2 separate regions of the Homo sapiens genome follow, and region 2 is linked to region 1. A link is a loop called in an ENCODE intact Hi-C map of the cell type or tissue named here. Cell type or tissue: mammary epithelial cell. All regions are shown on one strand. Links, peaks and the distances in the headings refer to the core of each region. The heading gives the core; the rest is flanking DNA. Region 1 overlaps JAZF1 (JAZF zinc finger 1). Region 2 overlaps LOC105375211 (a long non-coding RNA gene).

Region 1 (8,574 bases), core at 1,587-5,586:
CTCCTCAGCCCAGTGAAATGTTGCAGAGAAAGCCAAATAGACAAGGGCTGCAAGGGTGAGTGACATCCTCGCCTCCCCACGCCCCCATGCATTGTCTTGAAGGAGGTGATGCTTTGGCATGATTTGTCTGAGAAATTCTACCAGGTCTTACTTCATTTTGTCAGAGGGACCTGTCTAAAGGATACTTTAGCAGGCTAAAGTTTCAAGTCTCCAGATACTTTCTCATAATCATCAAACATACTCTACTCTAAAATAGCCTAAGGACTTTTAAATAATAAACTTATTGTTATCGCAGAATGTAGCATTTTTAGGTTGAAAGTAATTTTAGAGATCAACTTATTTAGCCCCTTAATATTACTGTCAGTCATTGATTTATTCTATAAATGGTTATTAAACTCTAGTATCATCCAGGTATATAGATTAATAGTTTTACTATAGTGATCTTTTTAAGAAAGCATAAGAGTGCAGCATTTTGTGGTAATGAAAATGGCATAATATGTGAATTAATAGAAATAGAGAAAATTCAGTCCATGTTAATTTTTTTCTCTCTCTGGAAAGATGGAAACACATATAAATGCAGATTGACCCATCCTCCACAAAGTTTTGAGTATCACAAACTCCCTGGCCTTGATGTTTTATTAAATTCTTCCCTGGGGTCTTGTCCCACTTCGCTCTCTGGTGGTGTCGAGGCTTCTGGACAAGGGGAAAGGGTGGAGCAGAGGCCGCTACAATGCCCCAGGCTCACCAGCTTGTCCAAGTGCGTGGACACTGTGTTCTGTAGCCCCAGGTAACTTTTCAAGTCCCCAAAACCCCAGCTAAGCAGCGTGAAGAAGTAGAATAGCTGGGGGAATGGCGCAGCTTGCTGTTTTTTGGTGCTGGTTATGACCAAACCTTAGAAAAAGCATCTGGTGCCCCGAAGTGCTGGATGCTCTCCCTCTTGCTCCCCTCTGCAGGCACAGCCCCCCAGGCACTCCCGCACTCCTTCCCCCATGTTGGTGTTGGTTCCTCCGAGCTGGTCATCCTGTCTTCATTTACTGTTTATCTGCATGTGGCTTCCTCATCGTTATGTGATTTCCTTGGGGAGGGGCTGGCTCCATTCCAGGCTTACTGAAGAGTAACAACACTGGGCTTAGCCCTGTCTCAAAACCTTAACCTGACTGGGTCACATCCCAGAGATGTCCCCCGCTGCCCTGAGGTCAAAGAATGCAAGGCCTGCTTTATCTCTGCCAGCTGCCTTTCCTGTGCTGGTCCCCACGAGGTTTTCTTGACTTTTCCTCTAATTTACCAGCTTACTACTCTGTATCTTTTGAGGAACTTTGATGCCCTCCCTTCCCCCCTACAGGCACACCTTGCTTTACCACACTTGGCAGACAGTGCATTTTTTTTTTTGTTTTTTTTTACAAATTGTAGGTTTATGGCCATTTTCCCAATGGCATGTGCTTGCTTTATGTCTCTGTGTCACATTTTGGTAATTCTTGCAATATTTTAAATTTCATTGTTATTGTATCTGTCATTGTGATCTGTGATCGGTCATCTTTGACTTTACTATTGTAATTGGTGGTGCCATGAACTGCACCCATATAAGACGGTGAACTTAATCAATAAATGTTTTATGTGTTGACTGCTCTATCAACAGGTCCTTCCTCTGTCTCTCTTCCTCTCCCTGAGCCTGCCTATTCCTGGAGACATGGCAGTGTTGAAATTAGGCCAATTAATAACCTTATGATGACCTGTAAGTGTTCAAGTGAAAGGAAGAGTAACACGTCTCTCACTTTCAATCAAAAGCTAGCAAGGATTAAGCTTAGTGAGGAAGGCATGTTGAAAGCCAACACAGGCTGAAAACTCGGCTTCTTGCACCAAACAGTTAGCCAAGTTGTGAATGCAAGGAAAAAGTTCTTGAGGGAAATTAAAAGTGTTACTCCAGTGAACACATGAATGATAAGAAAGCAGAACAGCTTTATTGCTGATAGGGAGAAAGTCTGAGTGTTCTGGATGGAAGACCAACACAGCCATAACATTCCCGTAAGCCAAAGCCTGATCCAGAGCAAGGCCCCAAGTCTCTTCAATTCTATGAAGGCTGGGTGAGGTGAGGAAGCTGCAGAAGAAAAGTTGAAAGCTAGCAGAAGTTGGGTTCATGAAGTTTAGGAAACTAAGCCATCTCCGTAAGGTGAAAGTGCAAAGTGAGGCAGCAAGTGCTGATGGAGAAGCTGCAACAATTTATCCAGAAGATCTAGCTTGGATGACTATAAGCATTTTTACAAAGTATTTTTTAGCAATAAAATATTTTAAAATTAAGATATATACTTTTTAAAGACATGTTATTGCACACTTTATAGACTACAGTATAGTGTAAATATAACTTTATGTGCACTGGGAAATCAAAAAATTAGTGTGACTTGCTTTATTGTGATATTTGCTATTGCAATGGTCTGGAACCAGACCAGCAGTATCTCTGAGTTATGCATCTAGATTACTCCCTGATCCATGGTGCTAGCTGAACAATCAGCAGGGTTCGTAAACCGATGCTGCAGTCAATAAAGGTTATTAACAGCATATTGGATGTTGTGATGAGATTAGAAGAAAGCATTTGAAACATGGCCTACTACATAGTGAGTACAATTAAATGTTTCTAATTAAAAATTTTAGAGAGGCGCCAAGTTCTTAAGTTCCTACTCAGTTCATCAGCAAGCATGTATTGATTTGCTTGTGGTTGTCATCCTTATCATTATTTTAATATTTGCTAACCTATGGGTAAACTCTCAGGTCATTTTTGTTCAGGAGACTTGTCAGTTTTATGATTTCTCATAATGAATTCCCTTAAGTGATATTTATATTTTATTTTGCTCCTCGTGGCTTAGTTTTCCAGTATTTCTTATTCTATATCAGTGTCTGTCAGAGAAAAATGGGATTGAAGATGTATTTTGAGTTAAGAAGTGATAAAAACAGAAGCGGGAGGCAGCTCCAAGTGAAGGTGGTTGCTGTGATGGAATTTGGTGATCAGAGTCCAAGTGAGGTACATCTTTTAAATTATGCGCATGGCCGGGTGTGGTTGGCTCACACCTGTAATCCTAACACTTTGGGAGGCCCAAGCAGGCGGATCACCTGAGGTCAGGAGTTCAAGAGCAGCCTGCCCAACTTGGTGAAACCCTGTCTCTACTAAAAATATTTTAAAAATTAGCCTGGCATGGTGGTGGGCACCTGTAATCCCAGCTACTTGGGAGGCTGAGGCGGGAGAATTGCTTGAACCTGAGAAGTGGAGGTTGCAGTGAGCAGAGATCACGCCACTTGCACTCCAGCCTGGGCAACAGAGCAAACTCTGTCTCAAAAAAAAAAAAAAAAATTATGGGCATTTTAGATTTTCCATCTGTAAAGAAAGGAGGAGGAACAATGTGGCATCTCAGGTCCCTACCAATTCTAAAAGTCAGTTATTCTAGTTCTAGAGTACAGGCAAAACTATGGATGGCTTTTTGTTCCTACAATTTTTATGAACATTTTCACTGGCTTTAATATCCATGTCCAAAGTAACAGGGAAGGTAGGACTTTTCACCAATACTCAACTGATCTGCTGCTTCTCTTCTTTTCCAGTGTTTTCCACTTTTCAAAAATTTTTATCATGGACTAGTAGTGCAAGAAAAGGGGCCAGAGTATAGTGTCCGGATTCACTGTTCATAAATGGCATTACAAAAAAAACCCAAGTAGATCCTTTGAATTGTATATTTCATGTCAAGTGGCCCTCTCTCTATTCGCCTGGCAATTAAGAGTTGGTTACATGAAATTAATCTGGTAGTAATACAATCTTCAGTTCACAAAATAATTTTCTTTGCCTTTGAGTAGCAATGCAGCCTGCCTACCGCAAGAGGGCAGTGTAGGTGATTGCATGGAGATGGCTTCTGCAAAAAGAAATGACGTTTATGACACTAGTTTCCAGCTTAGAGAGCATTTTCACATGCACATATGATGGTCTCAGCAGTTCTCTGTGATGGGTGAAGCATGCATAATCGCTCCCATTTTATAGATGGAGAAACTAATGCTAGAAAGGCTTAAAGATAATTTGCATAGAGTTGCACAGCTGATAAATGCCATGCAGTGCTTGAATCCAAGTCTCTTGCCACTATACCATCCTGCCCGTAAGTGGTACATTATCATCATACGAGTGACTTCCTAATGTACAGTTGAGAGGCTGTACAAACCTAGGAAACATCTGTTCTATGGGAAAAATTCTCAATTTTTTTCATCTAACACAGCATCTTGTGAAAACTTTCAAGACTTATGTTTTCTTCTGTTCCATAAAGATGGGAAAGGCCAGGAATTATTTGTCTCATAAGTGCCACCATGCACAGCCATCATTGCAGTCTCAGTTATTTTGAGCTAGATTACATAGTGGGTCTTAAATAGTAGATGGGGAGGAGAAAGAGGTCAAAGTGAAGGAGAAATCAGGACCCGGATGTACATAATCCAAATTACCACTTCCTCAGTTTCCATGGTGAACGTGGAAATTCCCCATGGACTCCCAGAGCTCCAGCTCTTTAAGTAGTTTCAAAGGAGAGAGCAGAATACAGTAAAGGCAGAAGCAAGGCTAAATCAGAACCAAAACAAAGCACCCTGTTTTTGTACACCCAGATGAAGATTTTTCTAAGCTCCCAAATTCTAAGACCTAACACTGGGTGGCCTGCAAGCAGTCAGACAAGTGGTCACTTTGCTGGAGGACTTATATACCAAATTTATTCTACTGGGATTTTGCCACTTTTTTTTGTAGTTAAGGTGGTTCTATCAGGTAATTAATTTTAAGTGCTTTTATTTATTTGTTGTAGAAAAAAAAAAGGCTCCAGTAGCCTTTTTTTGTGGTTATACCAGTTACCTGATGATTCATGAATTCAGATCTAAAACCAGAGTCGGTATAATCAATACGTGAAAAATAGGTGCTGCCTAATTGCCTTTCTAAATCAGTAAAATAATTAAAGCCTTTATAGTCTGGCGGATTAATGTATTGCACATCTGTATGGTCGGCTTAATAGGGAAAATGCTTGAGAAAGATAAAATCACAAGACCAAAAGCAACTAATAGCTGAAAAAAATTTCTATGTAGTTGATTAATTGTCCTCCTCTTTTTTTCTTAAGAGACTAAACATTGAGTAAATCCTCCCAGTTTGTATAGTTCCGATTTAGTCAGCATTCCCATTGTAAAGTGCCGGTGTTATAATTTTTCATTCATCATTTTCTTAGATTCCAATGTAAGTGTCGTTGTTGTGTTTAGTGAAAGAATACAAATATTTATTTTAACATTCTTTAAACAGATTCTTAGTGGAGGGTAGAGCTTTCTAATGCTCTGCAGCTGGGTTTCGGGCTTTAAAATTGGTTGTCGTCTACACACTAAGATCTCTGCAAGTACTCAGCCGCAGAGAGCAAAATCCCACTTGACAAGCAGTCTCTAGATATGGATTTATGCAATAGGATGTCATGTTTACTTTGGACCTGCTATGATCTACCTGGAAAAATTTCCCTATTATACATTTATTAAAAAATTCTAAATATATATTTGCACAATGTTTTCTTATGGAAACATCTGTAAGGAATTATTAACTTACTCATTTCCACACGGGATTTTTTTTTTTTTTTTTTTTTGAGAGAGAGAAAGACAGCAATTGTGTAAGCAAACCGGAGAAAAACTATGAACATAATACATTTAGCATTCACTCTGAATTCCACTTGGATTTTCTTTCGTTCTCATGTTGGTGCAGATAGATAACATAATTGTTATCCTAACCGGAATTCAGAATTCGCATCTCATTCTGATTTCCTTAAACATTTTTAGAATTTCATCAGTCTTTTTTAGCAAAGCCAGTCATGGGAGGAGTTGAGTATTGACCTTTTTTCTTCTTTTTCTTTCTGGTTAGCCTGCATTGAACCTTTGGCCTTACCCCAAGTGTATGGGTGGTATATGTTTTTAAATTGATATATCAATGTTGAATTTTTATTGTCACAGTTTCTGTTCATGCTCCCTTCAAACCTTTCATTTATTTGTTTCTGAACCTTGGATATCTCATAAAAATGTCACCATTGTGGTTGAACATTAAGCACCTTCCCATTTTGCTCTGGGCCGTTGAAATAAATTTGGACCAGGTGCTCTGCTCATAATGGAGCCCCTTGAAGTGCTCTGATAATGAGCCGGGAGCGGAAGCTGTCAGCCTTCAGCTGGCTTGAAGAATGCAATTAGAGCAGTTTTAATACTGCAGAGGGACCCCATCCAATCAAGGCCATTTGAGTTAAACCAAGTCTAGAATCCTAAACATGCACTTTTAAGCTTGTCAGCTTTGTCTCTGCACTGAGAATGGGGAGAAGGCATTCTTGTACAATGGATTCATTTTATGTCCAAAAGAAAAAAAATGCTCTGAATACCTGTAGAAGTTCTCTATCTCTTGTCTCTCCCATTATGATGTCATTATGACCATATTTATGATCTGATGTCACTGTGGTCAAGATAACCAGTGTCAAATTAAGTTTCAAATGAATCAAGGACTTAGCAAGCCCATTTCTAGAATTCCACCCTAAAAATAGTGCACAGCCTTTTTTTTTAATAGCAAAAAATGGGATTCACCTAAATATCCATTAATATGGGGAGTGCTTAAGTAAAGTATATTCACTATAGGAAACACTATGCAGCCATTAAAAAGAATAATACTGTCTGTTTTATGTTGTTAAGTAAAGTAAGTCACTTATAGAACAGTTTATAGAGCATGATGTGGTTTTTGGGGAAAACCAACCAATTACAATATACATTTATAGGTAGACAGAGAAGGTTTGGAAGAAAGTATACTAAATTGTTTATGGTAAAAATCAGGAAAAGTGGAGATGGAGGGAGGTAAAGTTTTTTTACTCTCTGTATGTGTGTATTTTAAAATTATTTTCTCATATTTACTTAATACATACTTTTTATATTCTAGGGATAGTTTAGCTCACTATCAGGTAAATGCCCTGTTGTAAGTAAATAAATGAGCTTCTGTGGTCCAGGAGGAGTGGGGAGAAGCTTCTGGTATTAAGGGATGCTGGGGCATAGTAATGATGAGAGGGGTTATCACTGAGGGAGAACTTTACATTCTTCATTTTGGAAAATGCTGCCAACAGCCCTGTGGGGTAGATGCTGTTACACTTACTTTATACCCGAGGATGCACAGGTTTGGAGAGATGTGTTGATTTGCCGGGTCATAAATTTGCAGTGAGTGTAGTAAGGCTTTGAACCCAGGTCAGCTTGGCTCTAGCGACATGCCCATAACCTCTTCCCTTTTGCCTGCTTGGTTTCTGAGGACAGTTCTTTAAAAGTGGATTTGATTTCCTGGGACGTGTGTCCTTTACCTCTTCATTTCTTTCAAGAAAATGAGGACACAATTCAGGAGTAGTTGTTATTGTCGTTAATGGTTGACATTTTTTATAAATGCTTAGACTAGTCATTAAGAAGTCTCATTCTGTGCTCATGGGATTCACAGTGGATTCTCCAGTGAGTGGAAGTCTTTGTCCTAAAATGAGGCAGTGTATAATAATGTCAGTTAATTTCATTTGAAATACAGTTTAAAAATAAACAATTTCACACATCAGACAAGCCAGGGTTGTCTTCATTAATGAGAAATATTATGCAAAATTTAAAGATCAGAATAATTATAAAAGTATTTTTATAAACTCCTTTATAAACTTACTCCTGCTAAGTAGCAGCTTACTCAAATAGCTCATTTCTTCTAACATATTTATTAAGCCACAAATCTTTTTTGATTTCATAAAAATAAGCTTATTTCATCAACAAAAACTAGGACTCTGTATGTATGTGTGTATGTACACATAAGTACATACATATGTGTATTTCTGTTTCTGATTTTTAAAAGCTCTCCACAATGTTTTGTTTGTTTCCCATATCTTCTTTAGCTTGGATTTCTGCTTCATATGGGATACTGCTTTCCTGTTGGCTTTTTAAGGTGTTGTGCATAATATTAAAATCTCATTTCAGGTTTCCTCTCTATTCCATGACTCAAACTTTGGAATTATTCCTATGAAAGAAATAATTACTAAATTTAGCCACAAGTTAGCCTCTTCCAGTGACCTCAACAAACATTTCATGGCCCTTCTTCTGACATTGTGACACTGACTTTTTTAACTTATTTGGGGCAAATTAATTACTTAGGACAAATAATGTAAACATCCTTGCCCAGAGGCCTGGAAAAGTAGGAACACATAGGTAGACATGAGGCACTTAGAAAATGTTGCAATGACCCTGTACAGTACTGTTAGCTAATTTTATAATAAAGCATAAGAAAGCAATAGAATACGTTGAAGGGAAAAAGCCTCACCTCTGATTTTTTTTTTTTTAACTAAGTAAACTTTTTTTTCAAGCATCTACTCTTAAATAATTGAATTTACTTGGCATTTAGGTTCTTTTTTCTTATGCAATTTCTTTCTAATTACGATTATTTTATTTTATGTTTTGCTTCTTATCAACCCCTTTGACCATGTAATCATGAGACTATCACTGGACCTTCTTTCCCTTTGTTGCAAAGAAAATTCACACATCCAGGGACTTCTGCATGTAGGT
Region 2 (8,574 bases), core at 2,202-6,201, 390 kb after region 1:
AATTGGGGAGTTTTTACTCCTCAAATGAGTCAACAGAAAAATCTTTACAGGATGCAAGCGCAAAATATAGATGAATCAGCCACTACATCAAAAATATTATGGAAACAAGAGAAAAAAAGAAAAACGCTTCCAAGTCTATAGCTAGAATATCTTTTTCAAAGCTCGATTTTTGTACCAAAAGTTGTAGCCACACCTAGTTTATTATCGCAAGGGCTTTGCCTACAAGGCAGATAGAAAATAAAAATTAAGTGCAGAAAAGCTAAATCAAAAATTAACCCTCTGCTCCAAATATGTATCAATACATTACTATGTCTCCCCAAACCAAGGTCATCCCAGGTTCAATGTGGTGATTAAAGAGAGCCTTGTCCTCAAGGCCTGGCCTTGCCAGAAGCAAGCTTATGCAATAGGAAGTTTGTCTCTGTCACATGCACATCTCCAAACAGCTCCCTTTCTCTTTGCAGTCGCTTCTTCTCCCTCCCTCTACCTCTCAGGGGTCTCCCTGTCCCTGCTAAATTTTTCTCTCAGCTGGCAGCAAATTAATGGGTAAGAGGGTACCGTTTGTGGAGAAAATTGTGCTGCTTAGCATTTACAGTCTTTATATTATAGTTTCAATTTTTTTTTTTTTAGTTATTAGAAACAGGGAGGAAAATTCTGGTAGAAAAACCAGTTTGGCTCTGGGTCAGTGAAACCATCTGGCAATTTAATATAATCAAACTTTAGTAATTAATTTTTCATTATAATTGTGTTAAGTGACCCTAAGGTATCTAAGCAGCAGAGGTGGAAGAGGGAAAGTAAAAGTTAGTAGTTCTTTCGCGATTTTCTTTTTCATAGGGTAGAAATAGTCATGGGATCTACCAGACTATGGGGAAATTGCTATTTTCTTCTTTTTTGAGAAATATTTAGCAGAGGGGAAAAACCACCACCAGGAGAACTGTAATCAGAAACGTTTGCTCTTGTAGGGGTTAAAATATAAGTGTAATAGGCTTAAATATTGGGAAAATTGAATTTAAACACCAGGTACTTCCCTCCTATAGCATAAAAGATAGTGGGACTGAAAGCTAGTATGTCCTCTGGCCAAATTCTATATTCAACAGGAAAATCCCCACATTTGAATAGACTCAAGAGTAAAAAAAGGGCCGGGCACAGTGGCTCATGCCTGTAATCCCAGCACTTTGGGAGGTCAAGGCGGGTGGATGATGAGGTCAGGCGTTCGAGACCAGCCTGGCCAACATAGTGAAACCCCGTCTCTACTAAAAATACGAAAAATTAGCCAGGGGTGGTGGTGGGCTCCTGTAATCCCAGCTACTCGGGAGGCTGAGGCAGGAGAATCGCTTGAACCTGGGAGGCAGAGGTTGCAGTGAGCCAAGATCGTGCCACCGCACTACAGCCCAGGTGACAGAGCAAGACTCCGTCTCAAAAAGAAAAAAAAGAAAAAAAAAAGTTTGCTTAGTTAACTGACTTTTTACTAACATGTTATGTTCTTTTCCATCCTTCTCTTTTCAATGGGGTATTTTTAATAATTATGGCTGTAAGTTATATAGTTATATTTTCTTAATAGAGTTTAAACTGTTCAAAGTATTTTTCTGGTTCTTTAGACCCAGGGCCTTCAAAATTCTTTGCAAATTTAATCTCCAAAGCATTTTGAAAAACAACGGGTCTCTTGAACATTTTACAAGGATATCTAAAAATATTTTATCTTAAGTTTAAGTCATTGCAAATAATGTATTTCCTGGTGTATTATAATTTGAATATGTACTTTATTTTATTTTTTGGGACAAGGTCTTTCTGTCTGTGGCCCAGGCTGGAGTGCAGCGGCTTGATCATCGCTTACTGAAGCCTCAAACTCCTGGGCTCAAGAGATCCTCCTGCCTCAGCCTCCCAAGTAGTAAAACTACAGGCACACAGCACTGTGCCCAGCTTATTTTTCATTTTTTTGTAGAGATGGAGTTGGGGGAGGGGGTGGCAGTCTCACCATGTTGCCCAGGCTGATCTGGATTTCTAGCCTCAAGTGATCCTCCCCCTTCAGCCTCCCAAAGTGCTGGGATTACTGGCTTTAGGCACAGTGGCTGGCCTAATTTTATTTTTATCAAATCCTTGGAGCTGCAGGTTTAGCTCGCTCACTTTATGGAGTAAGTCCACTGTACAAATACGTTACTGGAGAAGCCAGTCTCTCCTGTCAAACCAATCAGCTAAATCAGACTTACTGCCTATCATTTCAAAATTTAAATGAATGGCCTATCATTGTGAATCTTAATTCTACAAGAGAGAGACAGAGACGAGGTAGAGAGAGAGACAGAGACAAGGTAGAGAGAGAAGGCATGGAGATTTGCCAAGAGTTTGTTGCCTGGATAAAATAAGTCTTTAGTAAATTTTTTTTTTTTTTTTTTGAGACCGAGTCTCGGTCTGTCTCCCAGGCTGGGGTGCAGTGGCGCAATCTCGGCTCACTGCAAACTCCGCCTCCCGGGTTCACGCCATTCTCCTGCCTCAGCCTCCCGAGTAGCTGGGACCACAGTCGCCCGTCACCACGCTCGGCTAAGTTTTTGTATTTTTAGTAGAGACGGGGTTTCACCGTGTTAGCCAGGATGGTCTCAATCTCCTGACCTCATGATCCGCCTGCCTCAGCCTCCCAAAGTGCTGGGATTACAAGCGTGAGCCACTGCACCCGGCCAGGCGTTAGTAATTTTTACTGAGACTGTCTTTGCTCTTGTTTTCTTTCTTTCTTTCTCTTTCTCTTTCTTTCTTTCTTTCTTTCTTTCTCTTTCTTTCCTTCCTTCCTTCCTTCCTTCCTTCCTTCCTTCCTTCCTTCCTTCCTCCCTCCCTCCCTCCCTCCCTCTCTTTCTTTCCTTCTTTCTTCTGTTAGGGAGGAATGAGAAGAAGCCCCCTCAGAAGCAGTGCATTTTAAATTATCCCCTTATGAGTTATCCTCAAGATTTGTATACGCCAGAGCAATACACCAAGGTAAGATTCAAGTTGGGAGAGAGATAAGTCCGTCTTCTCTGAGATGGAAGAAGGGTGAATGTGTAAAGGCAGATATTGGCAGGCCTTAAAAGGAGCTCTCAGGAAACCAAGATGTAGAAGTTGGGAATCTGGAAACTGATTGCACTATCCATCACAATGTGCTTTTGGAAAGTCTTCATGTACCCTAGGAATATATGAGTATCCAGTTTGAAGCCTACTCCCCTGAACTCTTTTTAGAAGTGCATGTGCTATGAAGATGCTAGATAGAAGATAGGCTTCCGGTGGTGAGGCATGCAAACAGCATCAGGCCGCCAGAAAATCAGTAGGGCAAAAGGAACTCCTTTGTGAACACGCTCCACTATTGGCAGAACTCACATTCCAAAGTTAAATTATTTTCTTTATTTTAATCTATATGTTTTGAATTTTTAGAGATGAAAAAGTCTATAAGACAAAAATATAAAACTAGAATAGTAGAATAAATAGCAGTGGGATTATTTTGCATTTTTTGGCTTTACCAAAGTAGTATAAGGCAGCTTCTGCTTTACTTTCCACTGAAGCTCCTAAATTATAATGACAGCATATTAAGGGAGAATTTAAAGTAATGCCACATGTCAGAGAGTTTGAAAGCATGCCAAAATCATGCCCCTGCTTTGATAATGCCAATTATATGGGTGAAAATCCAAGCTTCATAATAGATAAGCTGATATTTCAAAGGAATGCTTCAAAGGACATTCTTCAGCATCACTTTATGGTAAATATGTTTTCATTTTACCATTCTTTCCCAAAGCATATAATTCCCTATTTTCTCCATGAATTGTAAAACATCCCAAAAAGGAGAACTAGCCATAAGGAAGGGTAAAATCTCTACCAGTAGGAAATGTTTGTTGCATTTATCCTCTCGGTATTTCTGTCTCCCATCTTCAGGTAATACTTTCCCACTTCTTTGAGGATATTGCTCCTCCTTCACTCCATGCAGTTCTGGGCTTTCATTTATATTCTTACCATCATAGAAGTTGTCATGCGATGCAGGTCTAATCATTCGTAGTATTCCATCCTCCTGGCCACACACTGGCCCAGTAGTAGGCATATGACCCTAGCGGGGCCAATTAGAGTCTTTCCCTGTGATATTTATATGAAACTGGGAACACTTCAATGAGGCTACCAAAACATAAAAATGCTGAGTTGTGTTGGATTTCTTATGGAAAATGATAAACAATCAAGTTTTCCCATTAGGATCTCATATGGAGCAGGCCATGCAGATAAAGTAAACAATGGAAGACAGAAAGACACAAATAAATAAGGACACACAAATTATAAGAACTTGAACCCAGGCCCTGGAATGGTATTCGGACAAAGCATTGCCTGCATCAGTGAGAGACAGAGAAGGCCCTGGTGACTTATGGATGACAGAGTCTAAAAATCAGATGTCAAAAGGTAGAAGTTGCCAGGACAGATGCAACAGGAAGGTCCTGTGATATGACTTTTAGGCAAGCAGAATGCCCATGGGCTTTTGGCACTTAAGGAACTTCCTGCACTGAAAGGAACTGGGTGTGAAAGGAGACAGAGATGTGAGGTTTTTAGAAGAGATGTAGGCTTTGCATGACTGAGGACAAGCTGGGGGCTGGGTATGGAGGGGGTATTGAGGCAGCTGCAACACCTGTGTTTCAATAGTGCCATCATGTGGCTATGACACCAGCAACAGCCTAGATCTAGCCCAGTGTGCCACTCTGAGCCAAATTTCTGGTTTTCTCTTCTAGAGGCAGACCTGACTGTACAGTCCCTGAGGTGTATGGATTTCCTATGGTGGGATGTGGGAATGGTCAGAGAGATGGGATTACAGAGAAGAAAGATATTTTCATGTCAGAGAAGTATTATTTGGATAACAAAAATAGATGGCTCCTCATTTTGTCCTTCAAGTCAGAGAAGTGGAGTTGGTAAGTGGAGTTTGGAAGGAGTGTAAACTTCTCTGCATGGAGTTTGTAAGTGAAGTGGAGTTGTAAGTGACGGTGTGCTGGAGTTGGCTTGTACCAGATTGTGAGAGCTGAGTATTAAATTTTCAGGAATTTTGCAAGCTGGTTGTTAAATGAAGCCATCATGAAAAATAAAGTACACATGTCAGATTTAATGACAAAAGATTTACTGGGGAAAGAGTTAGCAGATTGAGATGCAACTCCATTTGTCAAATCATTGCTCAATTGTAACCATATGTTGGCTACAGAAACAAAAGTTTGGCAAAAATTAACAAATGCATTCTTCACAAATCCATTGGCTACATGAAGTCACAATAAAAGTATTGTATATTTTATTATTATTTGTAAATCGTACGCTCTATATCTTTTATGTCACGAAATTTATAATAAACTTATATGTACACACACACATATAAATATGTATGCACACTTTTATTCCCTGAAGAGTCAGTTTTTAAACATTTACTAGCGCACCACTACTTCTAGGTAATATGTTTGTAATTAATTGCTAATAATAACAAAATATGAATAATGCATCATTTCATTCCACTTGCACTCACTTAGTTCCAGACTAGTATGACTCCACCCTAAATCATACTCCATCAATGCTACAAAAAGTTCAGGCTGTCACCAGTGCTTAATAGGAATTCTCATTCAGTTATTTCCTTAAATGCTTTCGTGACAAATAGACAAGTGAACTCCTGTGAGATCCATGGTGAGACTTTAAAGCCATGTTGAAATGCTAACTGCATACTATTTTTGGAAAGTAACGTTTTATTCCCACCTATATAGTTCAATTTTATATGATTACATAAGAGGTTAGATCTTACCATGAGCTACTTCTTTTTTTTCTTTTTTGAAATGGAGTCGTTCTGTGTTTCCCAGGCTGGTTACAAACTCTTGGGTTCAAGTGATCCTCCCACCTCAGCCTCCCACATAGCTGAAATTACAGGCATACATTATAGTGCCTGGCTCGTTGAAAAAGTAGAAAGGTGGATTCTTATGCATGATGACAACCAACAACACAATCTTTGCGACTCTAAAAAATAAAAAGGACAAGGGAGAAGCCTCTATTTTCAATAGCAGACTGTACACATGTATTTGATCTGGATGCCATTAAAATGGCAATAAAGGAACAAAAATTGGAAAGGAAATAAAATGACAAGAATGAAGAGAATGGAATGAGAATCACCAACAGATGAGATTTGTTTTAAATTTATGGAAGTCAGAAAAGAGATGGAATCATGTAATGGATTAAACAGAAGGAAGGAAGCCATAACCCAGATACAGTCGGGAGGGGCTTCAGTGGCAGTAGGAATGAATTTGACCGGCAGCACTTCAGAGAAACTCTGAGGCTGGAGAACTTGGAGTCAAACCATCAAGTAAGCGTGAGAAGAAGATAAAGACACTTTAGGTCTCAGAAACTCCTTTTCTTAGGAAGTTACTTGATGTACCCAAGAAAAAAATAAGAGGGAGGGAAATCTGAAAGAAAATGACTTAGAATACAGAAAATGTGGAACTACTCAGGAGTTAAATAAAAAGAACTTATTTTGGGTACTGCGGGCCTAGAAATAAGTCTTTCCAAATTGGAACAAGAATTCAGTGGGGACTAAAAAGAATATTTTCAGTAAGAAAGGAAAGAATCCCATGTCATAGGTAGAATAAATAAAATGTTGAAAGATATTTGGATATGAGAAAGTAAGCATGTTCTTTTTTTCATGAAAAAAAAAAGCAAGGCAATTAGAAACTCCAGGAAAACAAAAATGCTGAAATAAAGTTGTATTCCTCATATTAATCAATCTAAAATACAGTATAACTTAATTGTATATTATACTGTATTTATAGTACAAGGATTATATTGTATTTAGAGTACAAGGAAAATACAATACAGTATAAGGCAGAGTATAAAGGAAATACAATACAGTATAAGGCAGAGTATAAAAAACAATCTGGCCGAGGGTGGTGGTGCACACCTGTAGTCCCAGCTATTTGGGAGGCTGAGGCGGGAGAATCACTTGAACCCGGGAGGCAGAGGTTGCAGTGAGCCAAGATCACACCATTGCACTCCAGCCTGGGAGACGAGCAAAACTCCGTCTCAAAAAACAAAAACAAAAACAAAAAAACAAAAACAATCTAGTTGACTATGATGTCAGAAGCATTCTCCTTCATGTATACAGCAATCCTAAATGGAATCTATAGTTTGAAAAAAAGCAAGCTTCCTGGCTCTCTGTTGAACAATACCTTTATAGTCTAAATAATAAATGTGTTATTAATTATGATTCAACTTTTAGAATCAATTTATAGATAAGATACAGAAAATGTTATTATGTTATGACCACAGAACAGAATATAAACCACCCTTGACAATGTAAAAGAAAGATAAAGCTGATAGAAATTGGTAGGTAAAATTGAAGAAGAAAAGTAAATGGAAGCATAGGGACACTAATAACCTTTTTTTAAAAAAAAAACATGATGGGGAATTAAGAAATACTGTCTTTGAGTAAGACAACAATAAATAAAACTTAAATATTACAAAGTTTAAAAAATGATAGAACAATCAAATATCTAAAAAAGGAAAAATGGAAAGAGATGTAGATGTAAGTAGAGTGAGTTAAATCCTCATCTTTTAAAGTGGGAGATCAACAAATAAATCAAGCAATGAAAATATGAACGTATTATTTAGATGTATGGAAGTCTCTACTAGAAGTAAAATCATAGTGATTAAAAGCTGTGGTTTCTGGGGAGCAGAGGACTATTGTCTCTCATTATAGTTGCTTTTATAAGCTGAAAAAATTTTAACCATATATACATATTACTTTGATTAGTATAAAAAAGTAAAGTAGTGAGGCAGGATAGCAACTGACACATGAGCTCTGAAGTCAGTTTATGAGTGTTTAGTCTCAGCCTCACCATTTCCTGGCTGTGTGACCTTGGTATGTTACTTAATTCCTTTGTTCCTTACTATCTGTGTGACCTTGGACATATTACTTCATCCTTTTGTGCCTTGCATGACTGTTCTGAGTATTAAATAAGTTAGTGTATATTAAGTGCTTAGCAAAGTGCCTAGCATATAGGAGATGACCATATTGTCTGCTAATTTTGAAATAGACAACAGCTAAGGCTTTTGGAAATCTATGAGGGTGGATAGAACTTTTTCTATTATCAAAACTATCTTATTCTTGAATGTAAATGTATAGAACCTCTTTAGAAGAAATTTTGGCGATTGCTGTTAAAATGTAAAATGCATGTTTTTTGAATCAGTTATTCCATTTCTAGGAATTTATCCTCAGATTTCTATTCACATCTTTGTCTAAAGATGTAAATTTAAAGATGTCCATTTCATCACTATTTATAATGGTAAAAAATTAGAATTGGTTAAATGAATTGTGGTATATCCATACAATATAATATCATGCAGTCTTTAAAAAGGGAGATAGATCTATATGTATTGATTGAAAGATATATAAAGTACAATAAACAAGATGTAAAACAATGTGTATATTGTCTTGTATTTGAGTAGAAATGAAACACACACACACACACACACACACACACACACACGAAACTTGTCTGAGGTTGACTCTGGAGAGATGAATGATGCCTGAAATGAGAGGGACATTTACTTTGATTGCCCTTTTACACTGCT

What was found. Hi-C counts contacts between places; a loop is a spot of excess contacts. Peaks named below come from ENCODE experiments on the same cell type or tissue, not always from the same donor. Only the 100,000 strongest peaks of a DNase experiment are listed, where the experiment ranks them.
Region 2: it touches region 1 in a loop (6-fold over the local background); 4 of 110 quality-filtered maps call a loop at or near these places.

The regions. Positions count from the first base shown.
Region 1 is chr7:28,073,757-28,082,330 of GRCh38, reverse strand. The region is part of intron 1 of JAZF1 (JAZF zinc finger 1); the gene reads left to right. Among named protein-coding and RNA genes, the nearest start is that of JAZF1-AS1, 100 kb to the left of the region's middle. RefSeq lists an enhancer at 4,179-7,047. In mammary epithelial cell, for the core only: a CTCF peak has its summit at 3,855 (motif pointing right); no DNase peak of the experiment used is centred there.
Region 2 is chr7:27,685,814-27,694,387 of GRCh38, reverse strand. All of the region lies in intron 2 of LOC105375211 (a long non-coding RNA gene), which reads right to left. Among named protein-coding and RNA genes, the nearest start is that of HIBADH, 27 kb to the right of the region's middle. RefSeq lists a silencer at 7,704-7,998. In mammary epithelial cell, for the core only: a CTCF peak has its summit at 4,636 (motif pointing left); no DNase peak of the experiment used is centred there.